Regions from separate parts of the Homo sapiens genome. Here region 1 is linked to region 2. Evidence: chromatin loops called from intact Hi-C (ENCODE). Cell type or tissue: heart left ventricle. All regions are shown on one strand. Links, peaks and the distances in the headings refer to the core of each region. The heading gives the core; the rest is flanking DNA. Region 1 overlaps LRRFIP1 (LRR binding FLII interacting protein 1). Region 2 overlaps RAB17-DT (RAB17 divergent transcript).

Region 1 (14,971 bases), core at 3,110-11,109, 44 kb before region 2:
GTGGAGACGCTGGAGCTGCACAGCCCAATGCAGCCACGGGCAGCGCCCGAGCCTGTGAACTAAAGCTGAGAGGCTACCCGTGCAAAGTACATGCCAGATTCCAAAGGCTTAATGCAATAAAAAGAGTGTAACATCTCTCATTAACAATTTTTTATATTGATTACATGCTGAAATGCTCTTTTGATGTATCAATTTACATAAAATATATTATTAAAATAGATTTTATGCATTTCGCTTTTTAAAAATGTGGCTAATATAAAATTTTAAATTACATATGTGGCTCATATTACATTTCTAACAGCACTGTCCTAGAGCTAATTTTCACTTACAGGAAATACAGAGGAGAGAGGAACAAGTGAAATGACACTGGAGGGAAGCAAGCAGCCAGACTGTAGGGTGCTCTACTGATCCAGTGCCTTGGTTTCCACAGCAACATGGCAGGGAGGGAGCTTCCCAGATGGAAGGAGGTGTAGGAGGCAGAACACCCAGACATGATGCGTGGACTCTCTAGATCCTGATTCAAACCAACCAATTGTAATATGACACTTTTTGACATAATTGGAAAAAAGTTTATTATGTTTTAGATATTAGATGATACCAAGGAATTCAAGTGAATTTGATTAGATGTGAAAGCATTGTGGTTGTGTGAGAACACAGTGCTGCTTTAGATGTGCACACTGAAAAGCGAGGTGACCCTGCACCTGGAATGTGCTTCAAAATACTGTGAGCAAAGACACCCAGAAAAAGAAAGAAAGAGCCAGGTAAAGCAATATGGTAAAACCTTGTTGAATCTGGGTGACAGATGTATAGGTGTTCTTCGTACTAGCCTCTCTAATTTGGGGTATGTTTGACAATTTTTAAATTAAAATTCATTTTTAAAACCTCCAACTTAAAGAGTATGATACATGTTACATAAATTAATTTTAGTCTATACCTTAGGGGCTGTGAATAAGCCTCTGAACTCCCCTAATCAGAAACCCATACCCCAGAGTGACCCGATACGCATTTCAAGGAGGATGTGGAGGCCTGAGGGCCGAGTGCCCAGCAGAGGCAACCAGGTTTCCCCCCAGAACCCGACATTTACCCAGCTTCCCACACTGGCACAGGTCAAACCTCAACATCCACTTTGGTCATGCAGGGGAAAACCCCGGGACCATCTTTGATCTCCCTCTCTCTCCCATCCCATATTCAATCCATCAGCAAACCCCACAGGCTCTACTTGCAGAAGGCATACAGAATGCAAATACTTCTCCACCTCTGCAGCCCATGGCTCCACTCTGGTCTGGCAACATTCTTCTCTCCTGCGGTCACTGTGCCAACGTCCAGCCTGGTCTCTGGCTTCTGCTCTTGCCCCTGCTGGTCTGCTGCTCCTACAGCCAGCCCCGCCCAGGCTGTGATGGTCATTCACACAGGAGTCAGTGTGAAGGGTGCTCCCAGGGCTTCTGCAGTGCGTAACCTGCCCGGCCATCCAGGGCTGTCCTCCACACAGTGCGAGGAGGAATCCTCTTAACACAGGCCAGAGCAGCCAGGTTTCTGTCTGAGCTGTCCAATAGCCACCCCTCTTGCTAGGGGGAAAATCCAAGTCTTACTGCTGCCTACACAGCCCCAGGGAGTCTCGCCCCCAGCTGTCTCCCCTCCCTCATTTCTCCCCACTCTTCCTTCGGATCTCTCTGCTCAGCCACAACAGCCCCCATGCTGAGAGTCAGACAGGTCAGGCTGGCATCCTTCTCCACTGTTGCACCTGCTGTCTTTCCCACTGCCATGAACATCACCTTTCCCAGGAGCCCTCCTCTGGCACCCCACAGAAAACAGCAACCTCCCCACTTGCCCTTCTTGTTCCTCTCTCCACCCTATTTCCTCTGGAGCCCTTTCCAACACTTGGCATGTTACAGAGCTGTCTGCTCAGCAGTTTATCTTCAGGGTCACAGAGCGTGGGGACTTCGGTTTGTGCACTACAGTGTCCCCAGTGCCCGGGGAAGTCCCCAGCACAGGGAATGTGCTAAGTAAAAATCTGCCCAGTGGATGGATGGACACTTGAAAGGATGACCTTTCAGATGAGGACTACATCTCTTTCGAAGGCTGCAGTATATTAGGACATGCCGGGGGGTAATCAATTTTTTTTTTTGTTGAATCGGAGGAAAAGTGAATACATGAATGAGCAGGTAAATGAACTCAGCCCGGGTGGCATGACCAAGGACTGGTGAGGCCTGAACAACACTGGCCCCCGTGGAGCTTCCGAACCGCGGCAGGGAGAGAGGAGGCGATGGGACGAGGACTCCGGTGAGAAATGTGACATGTGAACATCCCTCACAGTCTGCATGGACAGCAACCGGGAAAAGTCACCTTCTTCTCAGAAAAACAAAACACCTGTGAAAGTTATATTGGGTGTGCCCTCAGGCTGACCCACAATTGCCTCTCACACCACAGTGTTCTTTTTTTTTGAGACAGAATCTCTCTTGGTTGCCCAGGCTGGAGTGCAATGGCACAATCTTGGCTCACTGCAGCCTCCACGTCCTGGGCTCAAGCAATTCTCCCGCCTCAGCCTCCCCAGTAGCTGGGATTACAGGCACCCACCACTATGCCTGGCTAATTTTTTGTGTTTTTAGTAGAGATGGGGTTTCACTATGTTGGCCAGGTTGGTCTTGAACTCCTGACCTCAAGTTATCTGCCCGCCCTGGCCTCCCAAAGTGCTGGGATTACAGGTGTGAGCCATCGCGCCCGGCCTACAGTGTTCGTAGCTGGGCACAGCTGTGGGTGGGGAGGGAGGGGCTGTTCTGGGGCCAGGCTTTGACCCAGCCAGGTCACAGAGAACGGGGCTCTGAGGCTGGGACCATGCGAGCTTCCAAACCATGGCCCAGCACCTCCTCCAGCTCCAGGGGCCGGCCAAGACCCAGGGCAGCCTCCGTGCTGACCACAGATGGGAGGCAACAAAGGATGGTGACAAGGACGCCTCCTCTCACACCAGCCATGCCTGTTTCTGGAACTCCTTCAAGGCAGCTAGAACAATGGGACTGACACATGCATTGCAATATCACCCCAGAAAGGAAGCAGAAGGAAAACATCCTGAAAAGATGGGAGGCTTTCAGGAACTTGAGAAAGTGAGGTGGGGTAATCAACCATTTTTCCTTCCCCTGGGGAGCCTGGTCATCACTGCCTGCTTTGAGGGGGATCACTGCCTGCTTTGAGGGGGATCCTTGCCACACAGTCACGCAGGCTCTGACCTCCTTCCTGGGTCTGGGCTGCTCGGGCTGGGCTGGGGGTGGGTGGGGATAGTTTCTGGGAAGATGGTTTCTGTTACTCATCACAGGCAAGAGAGACAAAGAAAAGTTGAGTTTATATGACTCCCCCAAGTTCACGGAACAAATACCTGAACTGCGTGAACTGCGGTATCTTTTTTTTTTTTCTTGTAGAGATGGGGGTCTCATTACGTTGACCAGGCTGGTCTCAAACTCCTGGCCTCAAGGGATCCTCCCACCTTGGCCTCCCAAAGCACTGGGATTACAAGCAGGAGCCAACGGCACCTGGCCGTGAGGCATCTTGTTATACCAGATTACAATGAACACCCCGGACACTTGTAGAACACTTTTGATGTGTGCCACATAATTTCAGCAAAGAACAATCCCTAAAATAGGGAAAGAGCAGCATTAGGGTGTCAGGAGAGAATCAGCAGTTGTCGGGAAAACATGCTCTGAATCGCAGCTATTTCTAGACTCCTGCGTCCTTAGAACACGGGTGCTGAGTTGGCTGCTAGGGGAAGGGCTAGGGCTCAGGGCTGCCGGGTCCACAGCTGGCTGAGAAGCACCAAAGTCATTCAAATGGAATTGAATGTGGAAACACGCGAGTGGAGTGTCAGAATCCAAGTAAAGCAAGCAAGGCAAAACCAAGCAAAAAGACTCGTGGACTCATACACTGCCTCTATTTCAGGTTTGGAGGCCACTGCTGTCGGAAGCTGTACTGATTATTTAGAATATCGAAGAAACAAGTAAGTTCTTCCCCCAGATTCTGGAAAAATTCACACGCAGATGTGGTTCCTGCTTCAAGAATGGTTTGAAATGCTGTCTTGGCAGCAGCCTCCACTTCTCATGGAAATGCCCTGAAGACATAAAGACAGCAAAACCCTGCGTGCAGTGAGTGGCCGGCCACAGGGCGACAGGGCGTGACCCTGCCCCTGCTCCCTCCACCTGCCTGCAGTGAGTGGCCGGCCACGGGGTGACAGGGCGTGACCCTGCTCCTGCTCCCTCCACCTGCCTGCAGTGAGTGGCCGGCCACGGGGTGACAGGGCGTGACCCTGCTCCTGCTCCCTCCACCCTGCGTGCAGTGATTGCCCGGCCACTGGGCAACAGGGCAGGACTCTGCTCCTTATCCCTCCGCCCTGCATGCAGCGAGTGCCCGGCCACCAGGCAACAGGGCAGGACCCCGCTTCTGCTCCCTCAACCCTGCTGCAGGGTGGGGGGGCACCCATCTGAGGGAAGGGACACCCTCTACTCTCCTAGCCCTGCACCAGTGGGTGGGCTCTTTTTCCCCTTTTCTCCTTTGTACAAAGGCCCTCACATTGGCTAGAGGAGCCCACCTGGCACCTTTCCACCATCTGTGCCACTTCTGGGCAGAAGTGTTAAGAGCCAGTGAATGAGTCTGTGCTGACAGCAGAAGCCATGAGAGCCACGTCCCATTGGGCAGGGACTGAGACTACAGTAAGCAGAGGCCCTGCACACCGCCAATGGCCTCCAGTGTGCCCAAGAGAGAAGCTGTGGTCACTGTAGGCCTATGGGTCTTCAGAATGTTTGTAACAGCATCAGACTTGGCCTATCCTGCCCAACACAAAGGGTTTCAGATGCTAACATTGGAGAAAGGAGAATTCAAAGTGAAAAACGTCAAATGAGGAAAAAGGAAGCAGAGGATACTGTTAAGTGGGGAAGTTTACAACAAACCATCATGGTCAGGAGCCTTGATGAACTGAACATTACAGTAAATGTAGAAAGCAAAACTATTAGAAGGAAAAATCAACAGAGCAATACAGCAAGCGACCCCTTTCTATGATTCAGTCTCTTCAATTTTCATATGGGAATGATAGTATCTGCCTGTCTCAGTCTGCTTAGGCTGCTGTAACAAAACACCACAGACTGGGTGGCTTAAACAACAGAAATGTATCTTCTCAGAGCTTTGGAGACTGGAACATTCCAGATCAAAGTGCCAGCAAGTTCCTGGCTTGCAGACGGCCACCTTCTCGCTGTGTGCACACACGGCCCACACTGTGTGTGCATGCGGAGGCAGAGTGAGCTCTCTGGTGTCTCTTCTTACAAGGGCAATAATTCTATTGGATCAGGGCCCCACCCTTATGACCTCATTTAACCTTAATTACTTTCTTAGAGACCCCATCTCCAAATACAGCTACACTGGGGGTTAGGGCTTCAAAATACGAATGCGGGCTTGTGGGGGCAAACATTTACCCATTTAATGAGTTAAGGAAAGGGCTTCCATTATCCTCAGCAAACTAACGCAGAATAGGAAAACCAAACACCGCATGTTCTCACACACAGTGGGGCTTGTCGGAGGGTGGGGTGGGGAGGGAGAGCATCAGGAAGAATAGCTAATGGATGCTGGGCTTAATACCTGGAAGATAGGATGATCTGTGCAGCAAATCCCCTTGGCACACATTTACCTGTGCAACAAACCTGCACAGCCTGCATATGTATGCCTGAACTTAAAATAAAAGTTGAAGAAAAAAATGTAATACATATATATTTTTTTTTAAAAATGAAAGGAGGAAAATAGCTAGTAAATTTCCATCTTCCCTAATGACAATAATTGTTCCTGCGAACTAATCAGAATATCGATGTTTATGTTTTAAATAAATATGTTAAAAATTTACAAAGAAGTAAAATGAAAAGGGCTTAGACACATGGTGCATATTAACTCCTTCGCTGCTGCTACCACGGGCTCTGTTGTTGTCTGTTGTTATCCAGAGTCCCCACGGCGAGGAACAGAGCTAAGGAAAAGAAAAAAGTTAACTGTCTCACAGGAGTGGAGAAGCAGGCCAGAGCTTAGGGACCAGTCCATTTGCAGCGCTCCCTAGAACCCAGTGGACAGGGCTTTGTAAAGATTTAGTGTTGATATTTTCTAGGGAAAGGTCACCCTTCTCTGCAATCCAGATGTTTCATCTTTCTTAGTCTGCTCTGCATTTCTTTGATCTTTCTCACATTCCATTGCTCACCCTTGTTTAAGATAATTTCTAAAAGGGAATAACTGAGTACATCATGAAGAGTGACATTGAGTTAGGATGAAGAAAGTTGTTACTCTTTCCACCCATCATAAAACCTTCATTCAAGTATTTAGCCACCACACCTCCCAAAAGAAGACAAAGTTAACAGAATTATCTCCCAAGCATATCTTGTTTTCATCCATGTCAGGGTCCGGAGTACAGAGAGAGCTCCTGCTGGAGCAGCTGCCCCTGGCACCTCCTTTGTCACTGCTGGCTTTGGCGGTGGCAAGTCGGAGGAGAGGGGAACGGTGAGGGGTAGGAAGGTGTCGGAGTCCATGTCCCCAGCAGTGAGCAGACCACTCAAAGGTGTTTGTGAGACCAGGGCTCAGCAGCATCTTGGCAGTGAGGAGGGAAGGAACACAGCCAGGGGCACGGGGCTGAGCCACGACAACTCCAGGGCTTCCCAGTCCCTGCTCTCAAGTTCACTGGTTGCACCGAATAACCTGCTTTTGATACTCACACTAAAAGAAGAATGACCTATCCATGGATGAATACGTCAGGGTGACACAGGATATCTGCATAGCCTCTGAGTATCTCTCTCCAAATTTACTAATGATGGTGATGGTTCTAACCTCAGGCCCACTAATTCTTTGATCCTCCTCCTGCCAGGATGGGCAGCCTAAGTCCACTTCCCTGGATGTGGGCTGGACCTAGTGACTTGCTTCCAGAGCAGGGAGAGGGAGAAGCAGTAACTTTATAGAGGAGAAACCTGCAGACACCACCTCAGCCTGGTGATCGAGGTCAGCATCCTCAGTAAGAAGCCACATTGGTGCCGTGTGTCCCTGTAGGATGTGAGGGAAAGGGCGCTTCACCTTTGTGCGATTCTTCCCCCAAATCCAAGACTTCAGTCTAATCAGACAAATCCAAATTCTACAAGATACCTAAGAGCTACTCTTCAAAAGCACCAGGTCGGGAAGACAAGTAAATACTGAGAAATCGTCATGGATTGGAGGAGTCCAAGGTGAACTGATGACAAAATGCAATGTGGATCCCAGATGGATCCTAGAACAGAAAAGAGACATTAGTGGGAAAACTGGGAAAATCCTGTTGTCAGTTAAAACAAAGTTGCTGAGAACAGGTTATGTATTCTCTATCATTCTAACTAAGCTTTCCGGTTTCACAAAACGCATCACCAACACTGACTCATTTTTATTTCCAACCTAATTCTCCAGCCTGCCACCCGCCTCTAACCCAAGAACACCAGCGTAACTCTCCTCCAAAGGTTTTCAGTTACTCCTGGGGTGCCCAGGGCTCTTGAGGAGCATGGCGCTTAGGTGAGGTTAAGGTCAGGCAAAGGTGGCTATTTATTGCACCTGGCAGGCTGTGTTAATACACCTAAATTCCTCTGGCCCAATCCCCCTGCCCCAACAGGAAAGCCACACGGAGCATGTTCTACAAACCTTGGTCCAAGTGACTTCAGCCCCTGGGCATGTGCCATTAACCTAGCAGAGTTTTCCTGGACACAATGATTGCCTTTTTAGGGAGTGCGAGCTCATCGCGCCGGCAGTGTGCAATGCAACCCGATCGTGCACACAACGCCCAATGAGGCCAAAGCCCCATCACTAGGATCATTCAGAAGATTTTTTCCAAGTGCATACATTGCAACAAAAGCCAACGGAGAAACACAAGGCAGGAAAAACCATAAAAACAAGGAACTGGAAAGAGGGAAAAACTGTAGGAGTAAACAGGAAAAGGATTTGGTTTCTTGCTTTAATTTTCCCCTCTATATCTTATTACATGAAGGAGGGGTAAGGTCGCAAACCACCCTGGCCAGAGTGAAGGGGAATCAAAAAGAACATTTCTGAGAACCCACACCTGGCCAAATTAAATCCCGCTTCCTTAAACCTTCACTTATATGTAAGCGATTTCTGACAAGCCTTTTCAAATCTTGTTCTAGTTTGAAAACAATCAGAATTTCCAAATGTTATGTGAAGTCAAGCTAAGTCCATTCATTCATTCATTCATTCATTCATTCATCTGTTCCTGTATTCATTCACTCACTCACTTTTCTGCCACTAAACGCTAGTGATCCAGGGTCTGCTGTGTGCCAAGTGCAGACCCACCGGGCTGGGGGCCCTGGCCAGGCTCTCCCCTGGGAGAAGGGAGGGAGGCCTATGAGAGGGAGCAGATCCTCAACTAGCAGCTTCGCCCAGCGGGAAGGTCACAGCAATGGTAACGGTTATGACCGAAGTCATTCACTCCTCAGCCGTCTGAGCAGGAAAAAGCCACCCTCTGCTAATCAGGAACATCAGAGTAAATGGATTCTCCCATCTGTATAGCCAGATACACCAACGGCATCCGTCTACCGAAGGCAGAACTTCTGAAGGCGAGGGTGCGCCAGAATCGTCCGGGGGTGTGTCAGAAGCCCAAATGCCCGGCTCCACCCCCAGAGGTTCTGAGTCAGTAGCACAGGTGGGGCTCAAGACCCAGCATTTCTAGCAAATTCTGGGTGGTGTAGCTCTCCTCCAATTGGAGAGGAAAGCAACAGCGTTGCCAAAAGAGGTGTAGCGAGTGCGCGGCGGCCCTGTGGCCCATGAGCACACTGCTGCATGTTCAGAAGCAGCTACAAACTAGCCTGAAACATCTGAGTGTTTAAGAATTTATTTTAAACCTTTCTGACAATAATATCACCACCATCTCACAGCTGCAAAGCCCTTTAGGCTTTATGTGCATCATCTCAAATGTTGCCTCATCGGGACCTCATGTGAACTCTGTGAGGTTAGCAGGCGGATTTATCCCACCTTATAGAGGAGGTGGTAAAACGGGGGCGGACTTGGCCCTGCAGCCCTTCCTTCCCTCTCCAGGTAGCCTGGAGCTGGTGTATGAGTCCAGACCCTGCAACCTGGAGCCTAGAATCGAAAACCTAGAGTTCAGAACCTGAAGCCTGGAGCCTAGAACCAGGAAATAGGAACCCTTAGCCTAAAACCTGGGGCCTGGCAACTGAAACCCTTAGCCTGGGACCTGGAACCTGAAACCCCTAGCCTGGAACCTGGAACTGGAAGCCTGGAGCCTGGAACCTGGAACCAAAACCCTTAGCCTAGTACCTGAAACATGGAACCTAGAACCTGAAGCCTGGAGTCTGGAACCTAGAACTGGGAGGCCTTATCCCAGAGCCTGAAACCTGGAACTGGGAACCCTTAACCTAGAACCTGGAGCCTGGAGCCTGGAACCTGGAACCTGAAACCCTTAGCCTGGAACCCGGAACCTGAAACCCTTAGCCTGGAACCCGGAACCTGAAACCCTCAGCCTGGAACCTGGAGCCTGGAGCCTGGAACCCGGAAGCTGAAACCCTTAGCCTGGAACCTGGAGCCTGGAACCCAGAACCAAAACCCTCAGCCTAGAACCTGGGACTGGGAACCTGAGGCCTAGAGCCTGGAACCAGGCGTGCAGCCTAGAACCTGGAGTGAAGCTGGGGACAGAAGCCAGGCCTCGGCCTCTGAGTCTGAAAGTCTTTGAGCACAGGTGGCAGACAGCAGCAACTGCACACACGCGGTCCTTGGCCAGCATGATTCCCTGAAGGCCCATCCTAAGCCTCGTGTCTGCATTGCCTCATAGACTCCTCACAGCCACCCAGTATCGCCTCCCCTTGCCAGGTGGAAACACTGAGACTCAGAGATGCTTGTCGCTTGTCTGAGGAGGTCGCCTGGCCGCAGCACCCAATGCTGACCCTCTACACCACACTCTCCCTGGGTACCCCAAAGATTCTCTCATGGGTGTGCGAAGTGTCTCCAGTCATGGGAGTTAGGAGGAAAACTTCACACCAACAGAAACCTGAACTCTGCAAGGGCCCAAGAAAGGAAGCACACAGCCATCTAAGACGACGCCCTGGAAGTCCTCCCAAGTGTCAGGAGTATCCTTATCTGAAATAACTCAAAAAATTTAAAAGCAAGACACAAAACTGTACAATATATTGTGCATGTTATATGTTATTTTCACCTGGTATACTTTAACATATTTTTAAAAATCATATTTAAAAAAACAAGCTATTGGTAATACAGAGTGCAACCTGTGGATCTGCAAGGCAGTCCTCCCACCACACGTATATTCAGTATAATTTATTAACTATCATGTTCTATATAGGGAAAAATTGGAAAAGATATTTAGGAAAGAAAAATAGATTGAAATTTTAACACCAATCACAAAAACAGAAATCCAAGGAGAAAAGATTGACTAAGTCTTAAACCAAAAGGAACACAATTTTTTTTTTTTTTTTTTTGAGACAGAGTCTTACTCTGTTGCCCAGGCTGGAGTGCAATGGCACAATCTCAGCTCATTGCAACCTCTACCTCCTGGGTTCAAGCGATTCTCCTGCCTCAGCCTCCTGAGGCACCTGCCAACATGCCTGGCTAATTTTTGTACTTTTAGTAGAGATGGGGTTTCACCATGTTGGCCAGGCTAGTCTTGAACTCCTAACCTCAGGTGACTCGGTTGCCTTGGCCTCCCAAAGTGCTGGGATTACAGTTGTAAGCCACTGCACCTGGCCTTTTTTTTTTTTTTTTAATAGAGATGGGTTCTTGTTATGTTGCCCAGGCTGTTCTCAAACTCCTAGGTTCAAGCAATCCTCCTGCCTCAGCCTCCCAAAGTGCTGGGAGGAATACCATTTTTTAAAAGAATATTATTGATGAAACCAAACAGAATATTAAAGCTGAATTTTCAATTAGTGAGAGGGACAGTGTATGTGGGTGTTTTCCTTTGCAAATTGTACATAAAAACAGAAGCAAGAGGTAGAAACCACAGAGGTGAATATGCTGGAACATTCACATGGTTAATGGTCCCTTCCTGTCCCATCCCAGCAGGCTGAGATGCACGCCTTTTGGCCAAGCGAAAAGAGAGGCCAGGGGTTGGAAGGGGGAGTCTTTGGATAGAGACTGCAGGTTCTCGGGCTTCTCTCGCTGGGAACAGGAGTGGAGGGGCGGGGGCCACACAGTACTTTCTGGAGATCAGTTGAGAGGTGATGAGGAGAGTATCGTGCAGAGAGCTGCGGAGGCCCAGGGCTGAGGCAGCAGGGATTCCGAACAAGACAATGATCTGGTCATCTATTTTAAGAAGTTCGGCAATGTGCTTTTACGGGAGATATGGGGACGGTTTTAATCCTGTGGAAATGTGGCAGTCACTGACCTTTCTGTTGTCCAACATCCAGTCCCCCTTCTCATCTGGGGGGTGGTCCTGGGGGGTGAAGGACGACTGGGTCTCCAGCCCCACCTCCACAGGTGAGACTAAAGTTGAGGGTCTTCCCTGTCCCTTCTCCTGCAGCCACACCTGGATTTTGAGTAATCTGAAGATGCAGACAAGAGGTGTGCGCTGAATGTGCCGGCACCTAGATCTTGGACTTCCTGCCTCCAGAACAGGGAGAGATCAACTTCCATGCTAAAGCCCCCAGTCTGTGGTATCTTGTTATAGACGGTCCCCAGCCCCACTGTCAGCTCAAGCACACTTCCAAAGCCAGCAAAGTGTAATCACATTGGCAGCTCGTGTCTCCATTCCCTGAGCCTGCAGCCGACTTCTAAAATGGCCCCATCTCAGCTTCCAGGGTATGTGGCCCCCTCTGTACTAATTTCCAGGAGGTTTAAATGCAGGAAACGCCAAGAATGTAATGTGGTCAGCTAGGGCTTTTTACCCTCCTTGCAGGAGGGCAAACAGTCGTAGTCACTGTCAGACTCAGAGTTCTCTAGCTGAGGGGAGTGGTTCAGAGCTCAAGGTACAAACCCAGCAGTGTGGCAGGGGAAACCTGACACAGAGATCCTCAGTTGGGTATCTTGTTCCCCATGGGCCATTTGACAATGTCTGGAAGCATGTTTGGTGGTCACAGCTGGGAATAGCGAGGAGCTCCTGGCGCCTACTGGGCAGAAGCCAGGGATGCCGTTCAAAATCCTATAATGCATAGGACAGCGCCCCCCAGGACAGAGAATTACCCAGCCCTAAATGCCAGTAGTGCCCAGATTGAGAAACCCTAACACAAGACAAAAGAAAGAAAAAACTTCAGATGTTGAAATGAAGAGTTGGAAGACCATGTGGTCATCACCTCATCTCAACTCATGTGGCAATTCCTCTGGAGCCGGCTCCAGGCATTGGTTAAAAATAGGCGGGTAATTTAGTAGCTTCTAAGAGGTCAGATAAGCCCAAAGATAAACCGTGCAGAACAAGGCTGGGGTGAAGTGGCCCATTATTTCTGGGAAGCCAACCAAAGACCTGGGCACCAAGGCTAGGTTGCTTGATGGTGAAGCAGCTTGAAAAATCTGATGGTACCTTACTGTTGATGCTTGAATTCAAGACCAAGAAGTAAAAGTGACACTGGCTGTCTCAATGCCAAGAATGGTAACATGCTTCAAACTTATAAGAAGTCCCCAGGGACGCTGACACTAAAGACACACATATTTACAGCGACAGCCATTCGCGCTTTTATTCTGAGTTCATTTCATCAGTCCCAAGGGCCGTCTGTGTCCCTCTTGGGCATGGGAGATCATCTTTCCTATATTTTTCTCACAAGCTCCACCCAACCCCCATCTCAGCCCTGGGGCACATCCCAACCAGTCAAGAAGCACAACTGCCTCCTTCTAGAGCTAACCACAGCCACCTGAAGGTAGCAAACGACCACCACCATTTAATTGCCACCTACCAGGTGCCAGGCAGCACGCCCTGCAGCCTGTGGGCTCTAGCTCTTTACCATGACTGCCCCACACGATAGCATTCCTCTTTCTCGGATAAAAAAAAGAAGACTGGGCTGCATTCACTTGCCTACGGTCACACAACTTAAAAAGGCTGACCCACAGGTCTCTGAGGCCACAGCCCCACAAAGGTTCCAACCTGCAATAGATCAGTCCATCGATCAGTCCAGTCTACCTGCATTGGTCATGAGTGGTATGCAGCCCCATGTGTAAGCAGTCAATAAATATCCCACATTGCAGAACATACCTCTATTGCAATGTATTTCCACAAGGGAATTGCTCTGGAGCTACACTGGTCGACACGGCAGCCCCAAGACTTCCATGGCTATTTACCTTTAAATGCACTGTGGTAAAGTTAATTTGACATGCAGATCCTCAACTGTACTAACCGCATTTCAAGTGCTCAGTAATTACAGAGGGCTAGTGGCTACCACAGTGCACTGCACAGACACAGAGCACAGAGTCCTATAGACAGCACAGCTTTGGGTGATTTAAAAATATGCTGGGGGTAATTTAAAGCAATATCTTAGGGCAGAGGTCCCCTACCCCTGGGGCACAGACTGGTACCAGTCCATGGCCTGTTAGGAACTGGGACACACAGCAGGAGGTGAGCGGCAGGCGGGTGAGTGAGCGAAGCTTCATCTGTATTTACAGCCACTCCCTATCACTCGCATTCCCACTTGAGCTCCACCTCTTGTCAGATGAGCAGCAGCATTAGATTCTCTTAAGAGTGCGAAACCTATTGTGAACTGCGCATATGAGGGATCTAGGTTGTGCGCTCCTTATGAGAATCTAATTCCTGATGATCTGTCACTGTCTCCCATCACCCCCAGATGGGACCGTGTAGTTGCAGGAAAATAAGCTCTTGGCTCCCACTGATTCTACATTATGGTGAATTGTATAATTATTTCATTATATATTACAGTGTAACAATAATAGAAACAAAGTGCACAATAAATGTAATGTGCTGGAATCATCTCAAAACCATCCCCACACCCTGGTCTGTGGAAAAGTTGTCTTCCACAAAACTGGTCCCTGGTGCCAAAAAGATTGGGGGCTGCTGTCTTAGGGAAGACAGGGTAGAGCCATGCTAGCTGTTTGGTCAGCATGGAAACCACGATGAGTGTCAACCTGGAAAACCCCACATCTTCCCAGATGCCTAAGGAATGTCATCAAAGAAAGTGAAAAATAAAAATGAAAGAAATCAAGGACAATGAGGGCAAAATTGATAAACCTACATGATGGAGGTTAAAAATACATGAACAACTTTAGATCTCCTGATTTCTTTATGTTTAAATATGATCATGACCACTATGTGATTTTTCATTCACTCCCCAAGCCAAGAGTGGATGGAGAGTTTGTAATATAATATGCCAGTGGAGGCTCTGAACAGATCTGGCTCTCAGAGACTTGCTGATCCAAGAGTTTACCTGCTGCCAAGGCCATATCACATTCTGCCTACCTAAACTCTCCAGGTATTTTATTTGTTTTATGGAAAGTATATCTCAGATCTTAGAGAACTTTCCAAGCAAATAAATGAATTATTCCTTTGCTTTTTGTCTTCTTCTTTTTCTCTTTTTGAGATGGAGTCTCGCTCTGCTGCCCAGGATGGCGTGCAGTGGTGTGATCTTGGCTCACTGCAACCTCTGCCTCCTGGGTTCAAGCAATTCTCCTGCCTCAGCCCCCCGAGTAGCTGAGACTACAGGTGCAAGCCACCACATCTGGCTAATTTCTGTATTTTTAGTAGAGATGGGGTTTCACCATATTGGTTAGGCTGGTCTCAAACATCTGACCTCAGGTGATCCACCCGCCTTGGTCTCCCAAAGTGCTGGGATTACAGGCACAAGACACCATGCCCAGCCCAATTCTTGATGCCTGAAGCTATGAAAATCTCATATTTTTTTGTTTTACTATCTTTATTTGCTCAGCTAATTTGACATTTTATTTCGCTCTCAGTAAAAGAATACCATAATGATGGGTTCCTTTGTTTGAGCTGTGTAGACACTAGAGGTTAGCCGTTCTTCCCTGGTGTATGTCTCAGATTAAT
Region 2 (14,971 bases), core at 2,923-10,922:
GTCGGGGTGCAGAGATACAAGGTTGGGGCATGGAAACAAGGGATCGGGGTACAGAGATATAAGAGGTTGGGGCACGGAAATAAGGAATCGGGGTGCAGAGATATAAGAGGTTGGGGCATGGAAATAAGGGATCGGGGCACAGAGATATAAGAGGTTGGGGCACAGAAATAAGGGATTGGGGCGCAGAGATATAAGAGGTTGGGGCACGGAAATAAGGGATTGGGGCGCAGAGATATAAGAGGTTGGGGCATGGAAAAGGGGATCGGGGCACAGAGATATAAGAGGTCAGGGTGCAGAAATAAGGGATCGGAACGCAGAGATATGAGGTTGGGGTACTTGCCCTTCCCCCAGAAAAGCGGGACTTGCCACTAAGGGGGAAGGAGAAGGGGTTGGGTGTTTCTTGCCCCCCAGAAAGGCGGAGAAGGGGTAGAGACCCAGAGAGAAGGGGTTGGGGTACTTGCCCCTCCCCCAGAAAAGCGGGACTTGCCACTAAGGGTGAAGGACCAAGGCAGGCATCCCTGTGTGGTCTGACACCTCTGAAACCTGGGTGAATAATCAGAGAGGCATCCCTGCAATGATTAAACACCAAGGGAAGTCTGCCTTCCCTAGTCCGTGACTGGCGCCAGAGTTTTGGGTCCACAGATAAAACACATCTCCTTTGTCTCTACCAGAAAATGAAAGGAATTGAAATTAAGAGAAGGGAGAGATTGAAGAGCGGAAAGGAGAAAGTAGTTGAGGGATAGTGAGAGAGGTTGGAGAAGAGAGTAAGAAGAGGCCGCTTACCCGATTTAAAATTGGTGAGATGTTCCTTGGGCTGGTGGGTCTGAGGACCTGAGGTCGTAGGTGGATATTTTTCATGGAGCAAAGAACAGGAGGACAGGGGATTGATCTCCCAAGGGAGGTCCCCCGATCCGAGTCACGGCACCAAATTTCATGAGCGTCCATGTGAAGAGACCACCAAACAGGCTTTGTGTGAGCAATAAAGCTGTTTATTTCACATGGGTGCAGGTGGGCTGAGTCTGAAAAGAGAGTCAGCAAAGGGAGATAGGGGTGGGGCCATTTTATAGGATTTGGGTAGGTAAAGGAAAATTACAGTCAAAGGGGGGTTGTTCTCTGGTGGGCAGAGGAGGGGGTCACAAGGTGCTCAGTAGGGGAGCTTTTGAGCCAGGATGAGCCAGGAGAAAGAATTTCACAAGGCAATGTCATCAGTTAAGGCAGGAACAGGCCATTTTCACTTCTTTTGTGGTGGAATGTCATCAGTTAAGGCAGGAACTGGCCATCTGGATGTGTATGTGCAGGTCACAGGGGATATGATGGCTTAGCTTGGGCTCAGAGGCCTGACAGCTGGGGTGGGGGAGCCTAATGCAGGGCCGGCGGCACAGGCATGTCACCCCTGCATTCCCTCGGGGCCTGTGCTCAGAAGGACCCAGGCTGGGTCAGATGCTCTGTGTTAGGCTAATAACCTCCCAAAGGGAGTTAGTTATGTTACGTTCTGTGTTAGTTTCCTGGGCTGCCATAAGACCTTACCACAAGCTGTGTGGCTTATAACAGAAATGTATTGGCTCAAGTCTTGCAGGCCAGAAGACTGAATCAAGGTGTCAGCAGACGTGGCTCCTTCTGGAGGCTCCGAGGGTGAATTCATTCCTGGCCTCTCTCTGGCCTCTGGTGCTCCTGGTGGTCCTGGGCGCTGCTTGGCCTGTGGACCATCACCCAATTTCTGCCTTTGCCTTCCCATGGCCTCTTCCCTCTGTGTGCGTTTCTGTGTCCAAATCTCTCTTTTCTCATGAGGAAGCCAGTCATTGGATTTAGGGCTCACCTGAATCCAGGATGACCTCATGTTAAGACACATTCTAAGGTGCCAGGTGGACATTAATTTTGCGGGGACACTCTTCAACCCAGCACAAGCTCCTAGAGTATAAAAGCTTCCTATATGGCTTGGGAACTCCCAAAGGACAGGGCCTGGCATAAATGCCCAATTTGCTTCTTTTTTTTTGAGACAGAGTCTTGCCCTGTCACCCAGGCTGGAGTACAATGGTGTGATCTCGGCTCACTGCAACCTCCAATTCCTGGGTTTAGGTGATTCTCCTGCCTCTGCCTCCCGAGTAGCTGGGATTACAGGCATGTGCCACCACGCCCGGCTAGTTTTTGTATTTTTAGTAGAGACACGGTTTCACCATGTTGGGCAGGCTGGTCTCAAACCCCTGACCTCGTGATCCACTTGCCTCAGACTCCCAAAATGCTGGGATTACAGGCCTGAGCCACCGCGCCTGGCCCATTTGCTTTTCTTTTAAGAGACAGGGTCTCGCACTAGCACCCAGGCTGGAGTGCGGTGGCATGATCTCGGTTCACTGCAGCCGCGACCTCCCAGGCACAAGCAATCTTCCCACCTCTGCCTCCCAAGTAGCTGGGACTATAGGCACACGCTACTAATCCCAGCTAATTTTTGTATTTTTTTTTTTTTGTAGAGACAAGATCTGTCTATGTTGCCCAGGCTGGTTTCAAACTCCTAGGCTCAAGTGATCTTTCCCCCTTGGCCTCCCAAAGTCCTGTGATTACAGACCTGAGCTACTGTGCCTGGCCAACCAATTTGCTTTTCACAGAGACAAATCTCCACAAAAGGCTGACCTTGTCATGAATATTTATGACATCTAAGGCATTATGGGTTGAACTGTCTCTCTCTAGAATTCATATGTCCAAGTCCTAACCTCCATACCTCAGAATGTAATCTTACCTGGGGAGAAGGTCTCTATGGTGAGGTCACCAGGATAGGCCCTAAACCAATATGACCATGTCCTTATGAAAAGGGTAAATTTAGACACGCAGACACACACATGCCATGTGACATGAAGGCGGCGATAGTGATGCTTCCACAAGCCAAGGAACACCAAGAATTCCCAGCGAAGCACCGGGAGTATGGAACAGATTCTCTGCAGAGCTTCCAGGAGGAGCTGCCCTGCCACCTTCTGGCCTCTTCTCGGGCTTCTGGCCTCCAGGACTGCGAGACAATCAGTTCCTATTGTTTAGGCCACTCAGGTTGTGATAGGTGGTTACAGTAGCCCTGGCAAAGTCACACACAGGGCTGGGGGCAGCATTGTTTCTCCGCTTTCTTTCTTTTTTTTCTTTTGAGACGGAGTCTAACTCTGTCACACAGGCTGGAGTGCAGTGGCATGATCTCGGCTCACCGCAACCTTGGCCTCCTGGGTTCAAGCGATTCTCCTGCCTCAGCCTCCTGAGTAGGTGGGATTACAGGCACGTGCCACCACACCTGGCTAATTTTTGTATTTTTAGTAGATACGGGGTTTCGCCATATTGGCCAGGCTGGTCTTGAACTCCTGACCTCAGGTGATCCACCCGCCTCGGCCTCCCAAAGCTGGGATTACAGTCGTGAGCCACCACACCCGGCCGTTTCTCCATTTTCTACGGGAGACATGTTTTCCACATGTTTGGACCGTCCTTTGGGGATAACTGTGAGTGAGCATCTCACTTGAGAACCTCCCTCACATCCTCCACGTACTTCGCCCACGGTGGGGAGGTGGGGAGGTGGGCCCAGCAGCCTGTGGCCTCGGTGTGCTTGCTGCACATGGAGTGGACCCCATGTGGCCTCCTCCAGTGAGCCTCCAGGCTTGGGATGGGCCAGGTGCTGGAGCAAGTCCATTCCAGAGCTTGGTTCTTTTAAAAATTTCTATAATATATATACATATATTTTATAGACAGAGTCTTGCTCTGTTGCCCAGGCTGGAGTGCAGTGGCACGATCATAGCTCACTGCAACTTTGAACTCCTGGGCTTAAAGGATCCTCCTCCCTTAGCCTGCCAAGTAGCTGGCAGCTAATTAAAAAAAAAAAAGGGTGTTTTTAAAAAAAAAAAAAAATTGATTGGGGGGATCTCACTATGTTGCCCAGGCTGGTCTCGAGCCCCTGGCCTCAAGCCATCCTCTCGCCTCAGGCTCCCAAAGTGCTGGGCTTACAGAGTGAGCCACCGTGCTGGCCAGAGCCTGGTTCTTAGTGGGCCAGTCAGGGAATTTCAATGAAAAGTAAGGAGCCAAAGAAAGAAGACAAGGAAGTTGAAATAGGTCGGGGCTGAGATAATCCTTAGAGATCAACATCTCGGGTCTCAGTTGTTTATCTAAACCGAGCTGAATTCCAACCCCCACCCACACCTCCTGCATCTTCCCGGGGCTCTCAGCTTTGCTTTTTCAGAACGGTTTTCATTGTGTGTGTTGCCGCTGGCTGGATGTGAGGGTGAGTGATTTTACCGTAGCATCAAGTGTAGCCCAGAGCAACAGATGAACTCCGGAACAGAGTCATTTCCTGGATTCTGCCCTCTGGGTTCTAGATGCTTCCTGACAGTTCCGTTTCTTGACGTGCAGTTGCCGAGTCAAAGGCTGTGTTGTTGAATTCATTGCTACGCATCCCAGGTTTGCCCTCTCAGAAAACTGCACTGCCAGACAGTCTCAGCAACGGTTGGTGGACAGTCTCTACTGTTTTGCCAAAGCTTGGATGTGATGAGGCTTTGCCAATCTGACCTCCATGCTGACCGGCTCCTGCACGTGCTGGTGAGGCCGAACGCTCCTGCTAGCGCTGCCTGCACACCTGGGACTCACTTTCAGCGAATTGTCTGGCTGTGCCTTTGTCCATTTTTTGCTGATTTATAAATCAAGGATTTTAAAGCCACATGTTTGTGGCAGTTATTGTCCCAGCATTTTGTTTTATCCATATGCTTTTCTTGATATACAGGTGGCTTTCATTTGCAGAGGTCATTATTTCCTCCCTCTTATGGTTTGGTTTTTGCATTTGCCTCTGTGGGGTAGGTTAAGAAAGTTGTGGATTTGAATCCTTGTTCGATAGCTACGTAACTCTGGGGAATGTACTTAATCTCTCTGAGCCTCAATTTTCTCATCCGTAAAATGGGGATAACAATATCCACCTCCCTGGTTTGTTGGTGTGTATGGAAAAACTCTCTCAAACTGCGTTTTTCCTCTTTCACTCCACCACCACCTCCACAATCATCAACACAGAAGACGTCTGCAATAAAAGGCGTGGGGGTTTCCCCACACATTAAGCAGTGGGCCCCAGCTGGGTGTTCAATTCTAACACTGTCCACCTGGAGATAGCACCAGATCCCACTGGGTGGGGGGCTCAGTCCCCACGACTGCCACCCACCCCAGACACCAGTCATAAGCCTGGGCCTCTCGAACTTCTGACGGATGGGCTTCAAGTTGGGGTTCCCATGACCTCCTCTCTGTGTTGATCAATTTGCTGGAGCAGCTCACTGAACTCAGGGAAATAACTATGTTTGCTGGCTTATTGTAAAGGATGTTACAAAGGACACAGATGAAGAGATGCGTAGTGCGAAGTATGGGGGAAGGGGCAGGGAGCTTCCAAGCCCTCCCTGGACACATCATCCTCTGGGAACCTCCACAAAGTCAGCTCTCCACGGCTCCCTGAACCCAGTCCTCTTGGGTTTTTATGGAAGCTTCATGTTGACAGAATTCCTTCCCGCATGGTATGAGGCGGGACCCTCCCAGGGGAGGCTGTTAAGACCTACAGTCAGAAAAGTGAGGGAAGGTTAGAGTCCTGCCTTGTGGCAGGAAAAAGGAAGGCGAGAGGGTCAGAGAGGTTCTGTTACCTGAGGGTGGCGCCCAGGATTAGCACATCCAACATTATAACAGAAAACTGTAACAAGGGCTAAGTGGAGCTATGAGCCAGAAACTGTGGATGAAAAAATATATACATATATATATATATGAACATCAGAGTTGGTCATTTTATAATTTACATAAACACTGGGCAGGGAGTGTAATAAGCACTTAATAAATGATACCTTTCCATATTCCTTGATTTTAAGTCAACAAATGTGATGTGGTTCATCAGCTACTATTTAGATATCTTGAGAAAGACAGAAGACCTCAAGACGCAGGTCCTGTTCTTGAAGGAAAGGAGAAGAGAACCCTTGTCTGGGGAGCATGCTCTGCACTTAGGCGACCAGCAGGATTGGAAGGGACCATCAGTGTGGTCCTGGAGGAATCCATCAATGGAGGCCCCGAGGGGCCGTGAAGGACTTGCCCATGTAAACTGCAGGGCCTGGTCTGCGGCTCCCACCCCCGTGCACCTCACCTCCAGTTAAGTCCTGCAGCTTATCACCTCAGTGGAGAGACAAAGCAGTGCTTTGGAATGTGACCCCTTTGATAGCTTGAATGTTGCAGGTTCCGCAGTGGCTTTCATGCTAGTCAGGGGGCAGTGGAGAGTGGCAGCACGTCAGCTGAGTGTAGGGCTACCAAGTCTTGGGCCAGGCAGGACTTGAGCAGCTTGGGGAGTCGCCCAGAGGAGGGATCCTGGGGGTAGCTGGCCAAAGCCAAGCTGGTTAAGATAGGTGGCCAGTGATAGCTGCCAAGGCTAGGAGGAACAGGACTGCTCTATGTATTAGGCAAAGGAAGTTATGTCCAGAGTCCAGAAGGGCAGGAAATAGCAACCCAGATTAGAGGACGGTAGTCGGGCCTCAGTCAGTCGGGGAAGGTGAGCCCCAGGTCCAGGGCTCCAGCAACCACAGAGTCCCGTGCAGACTGAAGGGCCTCTGAAATGCTCACTCATTAAACGATGACGATTGACAGTGACTGCAAAGGTAAGGAACACAGTTTATCACACACTCACCTGTCACGTGCCAGGCTCTAGCCTCCACGATAACCTTAAAAACCAAGGAATATTATTTCCTCTCTGAAAGGGGGAGACTGAGGTTTAGAGATGAGCTTACATGACCACACTCACTGCCAGTCAGCACTGGACCTTGGGTTTGAACCCAGGACTGCCCGACCTCTTTCCTGGCTCTTTACCATAGACCTGGTGACCTCTGTGCAGGGTGAGAGGATGGCTGGGGGATAGTCTTCAAGGGATAAAAGACAAGCACAAAGCTTGGCTGGATTGGGGGAGGAAGAGGCAGAGCAAAGAACAATTCCTGCAAAACATGTTTTTACCTTCTTTTATTTCCAAACTCTTTCCTGGGGCCGGAACCGGTCGTGAACTGAAGCCAGCGGGAGGCCATTGGCAATGTGACTCCCTTCTAAATGCTGGTGGTAGAGGAGATGGAGAGAAAAAGACGGTTTCGAGAAATCTTTCAGAGGTACAATTGGGAGGACTGGATAATGGGTTGGATGCAAGGATTGTAGACTAAGATGACTCCAGGTTTTCTGGCCTAACTCACTGGACAGTTCTCTTTCCTGGAAGGAGGGAGCTTAGGGGATAAACACATTTGGCCGGGAAGAACCAGGGTGTTGTTTGGAGCACACTGAATTTGGGGCATCTGTGAGATGACCTAGTGGAGATGCTGTGCCCTGGCCAATCTTGGCAAGTTCATGTTATTGTTCCACCTGCTTGGAGTCCCCAGGCCTGCCCGTGGGCCATAGATTTTCCCACCTCTGCTCATGCTGGGGTTAAACGGAGCCACCAGCACCGCCATCTCTGCCACCTTTTGTAGGATGAGCTCCAGCCGGCCGACACCACACGGGACTGTGTTTACTGTCTGCCCAAGGTGGTGAGGCTGAGCTCAGAGCAGAAGGGGACCTACCCCACAGTCAGCAATCTGTTCTGTTCGCCCGGAGGGCTCCAGAGCTCCGGCTGCCTGCCTTTCAGAGAAGAGGGATCATTCACAGAACTGCAGCTCCTGCTAGAGGCACAGACCGGCCTGCAGCTCAGAGGGCAGAGTCACTGATTTCCAAAACGGAAGTGAACATAAGCCCAGTACTTATTTTAGGAGATTTACTAATCAGAGCGGCTGAGTGCATGTGTAAAACGTGCTGTGAAGGAGTCTGTGTATGGAGGCAATCTCCCAACTTCTAAGTCGGCATTTAACCTGGATAAATCCCAGGGCCCCACATGGCCCAGTGGCAGCGTGGTTTCGCTTTTAAAGAAGCACAAGCCAACCACTAAAGGTAATGTTAAAAAAAACGGGAGAGTTCCAGTTCTAGTAGGAACTGCAGGAGCATGGATTGAACTAATCTCCCGCAAAGAAAAATGATCAACTCTGGATAAGATGTAAAGCACCGTTGAAGGACACTGGACAGTGGCCAAAGAAGCAAACTGACCAAAGAAGCAAAGAATGGAGAGGACTCGACCCTTGAAAGAAAGGAACTGCTCTGGATGAAATTCACGCTAAGATGACCTTCCTCCGAGGCCCCTCTCCAGGCTGCTCGGGGCAGGGAGGCTGGAATGTAAGGCCCAGGAACTCAGGGAATGGTGTTCAGGCTGCTGGAGTGGCTGGAAACTGAGGGTGAAGTCTTAGAAAGAAGGGAGCTTGAAGGAGACAGGCCCAAAATATTACACATTAATTCTATTTTATTATTTTTGTAGAAACAAGGGCTTGCTGTGTTGCCCAGGCTGGTCTTGAACTCCTGGACTCCAGTGATCCTCCCGCCTTGTCCTCCCAAAGTGCTGGGATTACAGGAGTGAGCTACTGTGCCCGGCCCACATTAATTCTCAAATCTTTAGCCTACCCTGCAAAACCCAAGTGAGACTCCAAGCAGCTCAGTGGGAAGCAATGCCTGTAAGGCTGAAGGCTGAGCAGAGATTTCAGCTGCTGCCCACTGCAGGGAAACAATTTGGAGTCTAACTCCTGCCAAGTAGGCGCCTCAGGTTTTCCATTAAAACCCCAGAAAGGCCTCCGCTTAGGCTCAAAGACCATGTACCAGGACTAAGATTCATCCTAGGACTTGGGGTTATAACAGTAAACAGAACACCCTGGCATTACAACAGTAAACAAACAGTTAAAGGTGTAGTTGGGAAATTTATATTCTAGTTGGGAAAACTGCAATAAACCAATAAGTGTTATGCAGAAAAATCAAGCCAGGCTGTGGTTGGGTAGGTTAGTCAGAGAAGAACTTACTGGGTGTGGAGGAGGGGGTCACATTTTCAGCATGGACTTTGTAGGGGGATTGAATGGCGACCCTCAAATGGTGGTTCTCAAAAAGATGCGTCTAAGCTCTAACCTCTGGTACCTGGGAATGTGACCTTATTTGAATAAAGAGTCTTTGCAGATGTAATTGATTTAAAGATCTCAAGAGGAGATTATCCTGGATGAACCAGGTGGGTCCTAAATCCTATGGCAAGTGTTCCTATAAGTAGCAGAGACTCAAGGAAGAAGCCATGTGAAGACGGAGGCAGGGACTGGAGGGTGCATCTGTAAGCCCAGGCATCAGAAGCTCACAGGGAGGCAGGGGTGGCTCCTCCCTCAGGGCGCCCAGAAGAACCAGCCCTCCCAAGGCCTTGATTTTGGATTTGTGCTCTCCAAAACTGTTAGAAGGTAAGCACGCTTTCTTTTAAGCCACTAACTTGGTGGTTATATGTTCTGGCAGCCACAGGACACAGTGACAGACCTGCAGTGGGAGACAGGGAAAGTACTTCCCAGGGACCTTCGCAGGGAGAAGCGACAGCAGGTGCAAAGGCCCAGAGTCAGGCCCAAGCATGACCTGCGCGTCGCCAGGGATGCTGGAGGGGACGGAGCAGGGAGAGAGGAGAAGAATGAGGTCAGAAGTCAGAGGTGATGAGGGTAGGGAAGGGGGCGGGTTACAGGGATTTCCAGGCTACGCTAAAAACCGAACTGCTGCTCTGAGTGAAATGGGAAATGCTAGGTGCCATTGCCCATGGACTCTGCTTGTAAACAAACTCACACAGCTGCTGTGTTGAGAAGAACAAGGCAGGCACGGGGAGGCTGATCAGAAGGCTCTGCATCACCCAGGGGAGAGAGAGCAGGGGAGTGGGCTAAGACGGAGGCAATGAAGGAGAGGAGAGGGAACCAGGATGGGGAAAATGGAGAAGGGGAGAGGGAACCAGGATAGAGGAGAGGGGACCAAGGGGGGGACAATGGGGGAGGGAGAGGGGACTGAGGTGGGGACAGTGGAGGAAGGAGAGGGGACCGAGGTGGGGAGGTGGGGACGGTGGGGGAGGGGAGAGGGGACCGAGGTGGGGAGGTGGGGACGGTGGGGGAGGGGAGAGGGGACCGAGGTGGGGACAGTGGAGGACGGAGAGGGGACCGAGGTGGGAACAGTGGAGGTGGGGCATGGGGGACTAACATGGCAGCAGTGAGAAGCGGCTGGTGATGTGTGACGTGTGAATGTGGAGCTGAAAGAACTTCCTGTGGGTTAGACGTGAGACATGTGAGGAGGAGAGGACACAGGTGACTCTGGGATTTTGGCCTGAGCGCCTGGAAGGATCAAGTTGCCGTGAAGTGAGGCAGGGCTGCAGGTGGGGCAGGTTTTGGGCATCAGGAGCGCCAGTGTGGACCTGTGCATCTGAGATGCCTCTCGTGGGAGGGAGGCGGATTTGGGCCTCTGGAGCCGGAGGGTGGCCTGGATGGAGGCCTGTGTCCAAGCATCGTCTGTCGGTCCGTGTTTTTCATCTGTGGATCTCCAAGGGGGGCAGGGAGCAAGAGGAGGGAAGAGGCACAGGCCTGAGAATTTTTGCCCCAGTGTTGAGAAGTTTTGGGAGGAGGAGGAGGGGAGCCAGTGGTACTGGGCCATCAGGACAGGCTGTCAGAAGCCTCTCGGGGTCCTGCTCAAGAGGGTGGCCAGCCAGGCCGCGTGGTGCTCACGGCTATGCCAGCGGGGACTGAGGGTTTGGTAACACAGAGGCCCTGGGTGACTGTCCAGGAGCCTTCTGGGTGAAGTGAAGGAGGCCACAGCCCCGGTGGAGTAGATTCAAGAGAGACCCAGGAGAGAGGAAGTGTAGACCGAGGGCGGAGGCCACTCTAAAGGGCGAAATGGTGCTGGGGGTGTGGGGCCGGGAGCCGTGCTTTTAAATTTAATTACAAGAGAAGCTAGAGTGCAGGTGCGTGCCCATGGGAACCCCCTAATAGAAAGGACAGCTTTGGCTGGGAGAATGTTAGAGCAGCATCCGTCCTAGGGGGCGAGTGGCCAGGGGCTGTGCAGCCCAGGGCAAGAATGGCCGAGCTTATCTGCCCCCTTTCTGGGAGAAGCGCCGAGGCCTCTGCAGGAAGAGCTAAGGTTCCTCCCCGAGGGACAGCAGTAGCGTGAAGCTGTGCACCTCCTCAGAGGCTGATCCAGGTCTGATCAGTTCCTCCTGTTCACTCCTACGGACCACAGGGTTCCTACCCTTGTCCTCCTCTCTGTGGCCTGGAGTGGGTCTGGGCTTCAGACTCTTCACTCATAAAATAGGATAAAAATAAGGGATCCCCCCTCTCACATTTGCAGGGCTTGGGACAGGAGTACAAATGGTACTCCGTGCACCATGTGAATAAATAAATTCATGAAAAAAGCCAAGCAAATGCCTTGTTGAACACAATGCCCCACGCGCTACTTTGCTAGAAACATGTTCCTGACAGCCTGGAAGCCTAGGGTTGCACTTAGAACCCTGGGGCTCCTTGGCCAGAATGGGGTGTCCCAGCCCCAGCCAGCCTCCTTCCCTGGGCCTGTCTCACACTGGGAGGAGCTCAGGATAAGCACGTGGGTGCCTGGCCCACACATCCAGCCTCCAGCCATGCTTCCTATTGACAGCTGTGCCTTTGCCGTGGGGCCTGCTGTGGTTTGCTCTTGGGGAGTGGACCCGGAACAGAGGCCCCTGCAGGCCTCAGAAGTGGGCTTGGGTGGGCAATTCTGCGCTTCCCGAATCTGGCAGTGTGATCTAGAAGTGTTGTCCCTTGGCCTGGAGGACTGCTCACCTAGAAGCCAGAGCATGGCCAGAGGAAGGCCAGTGTGGGGCCCTCTAGGGTGTGGTCACAGGGTGGGGCTCCTCTGAAGGGTTGCTGTGAGGACTGAATCAGATATTTTAAGCCAAGGACTTAGCACAGTGCCTGGCACATAGTAGGTGCTCAATAAAAGCAGTGTATTTTTTTTTTTTTTTTTTTTTTTGGTGAGACAAGATCTCGCTCTGTTGCCCAGGCTGGAGTGCAGTGGTATGATCATGGCCTACTGCAGTCTCAACCTCCCAGGCTCAAGCAATCCTCCCGCCTCAGCCTCCCTAGTAGCTGGGACCACAGGCATGCACCACCATGCCCAGCTAATTTTTTAACTTTTTTTTAGAGATGAGGGTCTCACTATGTTGCCCTGGCTGGTCTCAAACTCCTGAGTGTAAGTGATCCTCCCACCTCGGCCTCCCAAAGTGCTGAGATTACAGGTGTGAGCCACTGCACCCGGCCCTTCATTTTTGTTATTTTATTTTATTTTTCAGACAGAGACTTGTTCTGTTGCCCAGGCTGGAGTGCAGTGGCATGGTCTGGGCTCACTGCAACCTCTGCCTCCTGGGTTGAAGCAATTCTCCTGCCTCAACCTCCTTAGTACCTGGGATTAATAGGTGTGCGCCACCACGCCCGGCTAATTTTTGTATTTTTAGTAGAGACGGGGTTTCACCATGTTGGCCAGGTTGGTCTTGAACTCCCAGCCTCAGATGATCCACCAGCCTCAGCCTCCCAAAGTGGATAACAGGTGTGAGCCACCGTGCCTAACCCATTTTTGTCATGTTTCTAATCCTAGTCTTTACAGAATTAGGCAGGGCCTCCCACAACCCGGCTTGGCTGCCTCTCCGCCCTCACCCCTCCCGAAGCCTACCCAGACCCTGTGCTCACTGAAGGTGTCCCTGGCCCCGTGCCTCCCAGTGCATGTCTGCCCCTGGCATTGTGCTTCCGGGGCCCAGGATGCTCTCCCTCTTCTTGGCTGCCACGTGGGCTTCTCGTGCCTCCTCCGGGAGAGGTCCTCTGGATTCTTCCCCTGCCTCTGGGCAGGTAGGTCAGCCTCTCTGGCCTGTGTGAAACTGGGTGGCAGCCTCTTGCTCTGCAGGCAACTGTCCCATCCCCGCCAGGCTCTGGGCACCTGGGGGCAGGACTTGGGTTTATTCCCTTGGCTCCCCTCTGTTCTGCCCAGACTGGCGGGCAGCCACGTGCCAAACTGATTGTTGAGTGGAGGAATTTAACTTGGTGTTCAGAAATCCCTGCTGGAATTTTCCACTGAGATAAGCAAGGATAAAGGTTTGGAGGCAAGGCAGACACCACAATTCCTGCTTATCTCAAAGGCCTTAGGAGATAAGGGCATTCTGGAGAAGCTGACCTCAGGTAATTATCACAGCTGAGCTGAGTCTTCACAGCAGCTCCGCAAGAAAACCCCAAGGAGGAGGGGGCGCGCTTCCCCACAAATCCCCTGAGGACTTCGGCCCATTGTTCCCTGGCCAGAGGGGGGTCACCTGGTCACATCTGCAAGAAAGAAGATACGGAGAGGCACTAACAACCTGAACCACAGTGGGGAATCTCCTCATAAGGAACAAGGGGGGCACGGATCTGGGGCAGGCCGTTAGCAATGCCTGTTGCAAGCCTTGAGAGCTGCTTCAACATCTCTGAAATGTTTATGCAGCAGTAGGCCTGGCTCTCCACGCAACCCCAGGGCAGTAAAGAGTGGAAAGTTACAAAGGACTGACTTGGCTAGAAAGGAACCCACATGGGATAAACTCTCAGAGGAAATCCCATCACTGTCAATATTTGAGCAGAACCCGAGACATCAGGTGGCAGGAGAGTTGCAGAGATTCTTCAGCCCCTGGGCGGGCACTCAGGCCACATCCTCCCCAGGGGGCCCTTCCTGCTCCACAATGATATAATTTTACATGTTTTGGAAGGAGAATGTGTGCATGCCTGCCTACGTGGCCTGTGTAAGTGGCATTGCGAATATTCTCCCTGTCAATGGTAACACAGAAAAGTTGATAAAATGGCCAGAGACAAACTTAAAAATTGGTATGTGTTAAAATAATATTAATTCTGGTCCTGTAAGTAAATTGCTTATGTTCCGTTTTGCCTCATTTCCACTACAAGCAATGATGATTGTGCACGATACCACATCTATGTGGCATTATGGATACTGTCTGGGCGGTGAGTCCTGACCCGCCTTCCACGAGAGGTTTGTGTCTGAGCTTGCCATCCCATGTCCCCATGGGAATGCACCTTCTGATTTACACGAGCGCACCACAGGCTTCCTGCTCACGCTGGATGGCCCTTAGTGCATAGAGTGATCCGTCACAGAGGCTGGAAGCGGAGGGAGGTTTAGAACCATCTGGCTCAGCCCCCTTACTTTGGAGGCGAGTAAATTGGTGTTGGGAGGAGCTGACTGGTTCCCGAGGGAGGATCTGGCAGGTTGCTCCCAGATGACCTCTGTGCAGGAGGGGAAGCTGTGAGCCCCCAGACCCTCTTAAGTATCTGAGTTCTGGCCTTTCACTGTACCCTTGGGCCTTCATGAGGAGGGTGTCAGGTTGCTTGAGATCAGCATGAGCACCAGGCCTTGCCACACTGGCCAAGCAGGAGGCGGGCTTCGGCACTGGCTCCCCTGCCACCCGCCCGCGTGTGCCAGTGGGCTGTGAAGTCACCTGGGCTGGGGGGGCCTCCCTTGTGTGAGCTTTGGTTCAGGCACTGTGGACAACGGACTCTAGGATGGGCCCCAAGATTCCAAGCCCCTGGTGGACATGTCTGTCCCCTTGAGTGTGTGCAGGGCTGGGACTGTGATGGTGTCACTCCTGAGATCAGGTTATATTACATGGTAAAGGTGAAGGGATTTTGCAGATGTAATTAGGGTCCCTTGTCCATTGACTGTGAGTTGAGCAAAAGGGAGATTGTGCTGGGGGTGTCTGCCCCAATCAGGTGGGCCCTTTAAAAGAGGATCTAGAAGTCAGAGAGCATCTCTCGCTGGCCTTGAGAAAGCAAGCTGCCCTGTGTGAAGGGGCCTTGAAGAGCTGACAGCAGCTGCCCACTGACGCCAGCAGGAATGGGGACCTCAGCCTACTGAGGGAACTGAATTCTGCCAACAAACATGTGGGCTCAGAAGAGGACCCTGAACTCAGAAGGAGACCCCAGCCTGGCCAGTGTCTTGACTGCAGCCTGTGGGACCCTGAGCAGCGAGGCTGAGCCCCGACTCCGGGCCGCAGGAGCTGTGAGGCCATAACTGCGTGTTACTGTAAGCCGCCGAGTCAGTGGGTATGTGTTACACATCCAGAGAT

The links. A loop is a pair of places that touch in the nucleus more often than their neighbours do. Peaks named below come from ENCODE experiments on the same cell type or tissue, not always from the same donor. Only the 100,000 strongest peaks of a DNase experiment are listed, where the experiment ranks them.
Region 1: a loop joins it to region 2, with 1.9 times the contacts of the local background. A loop is called at or near these places in 6 of 110 quality-filtered maps.

What each region holds. Positions count from the first base shown.
Region 1 is chr2:237,637,001-237,651,971 of GRCh38, reverse strand. All of the region lies in intron 1 of LRRFIP1 (LRR binding FLII interacting protein 1), which reads right to left. Among named protein-coding and RNA genes, the nearest start is that of LRRFIP1, 17 kb to the right of the region's middle. RefSeq lists enhancers at 890-1,390, 1,391-1,891. In heart left ventricle, for the core only: no CTCF peak of the experiment used is centred there; no DNase peak of the experiment used is centred there; H3K27ac peaks cover 2,414 bases.
Region 2 is chr2:237,593,156-237,608,126 of GRCh38, reverse strand. RAB17-DT (RAB17 divergent transcript) reads right to left here. Exons shown (of 3, transcript NR_187201.1): 3 at 12,142-13,187. Among named protein-coding and RNA genes, the nearest start is that of RAB17-DT, 9.5 kb to the right of the region's middle. RefSeq lists a silencer at 3,699-3,879 and enhancers at 3,531-4,034, 11,544-12,045, 12,153-12,871. In heart left ventricle, for the core only: CTCF peaks have their summits at 2,950 (motif pointing left), 6,205 and 7,685; a DNase peak (open chromatin) is centred at 7,636; H3K4me3 peaks cover 1,352 bases; H3K27ac peaks cover 3,347 bases.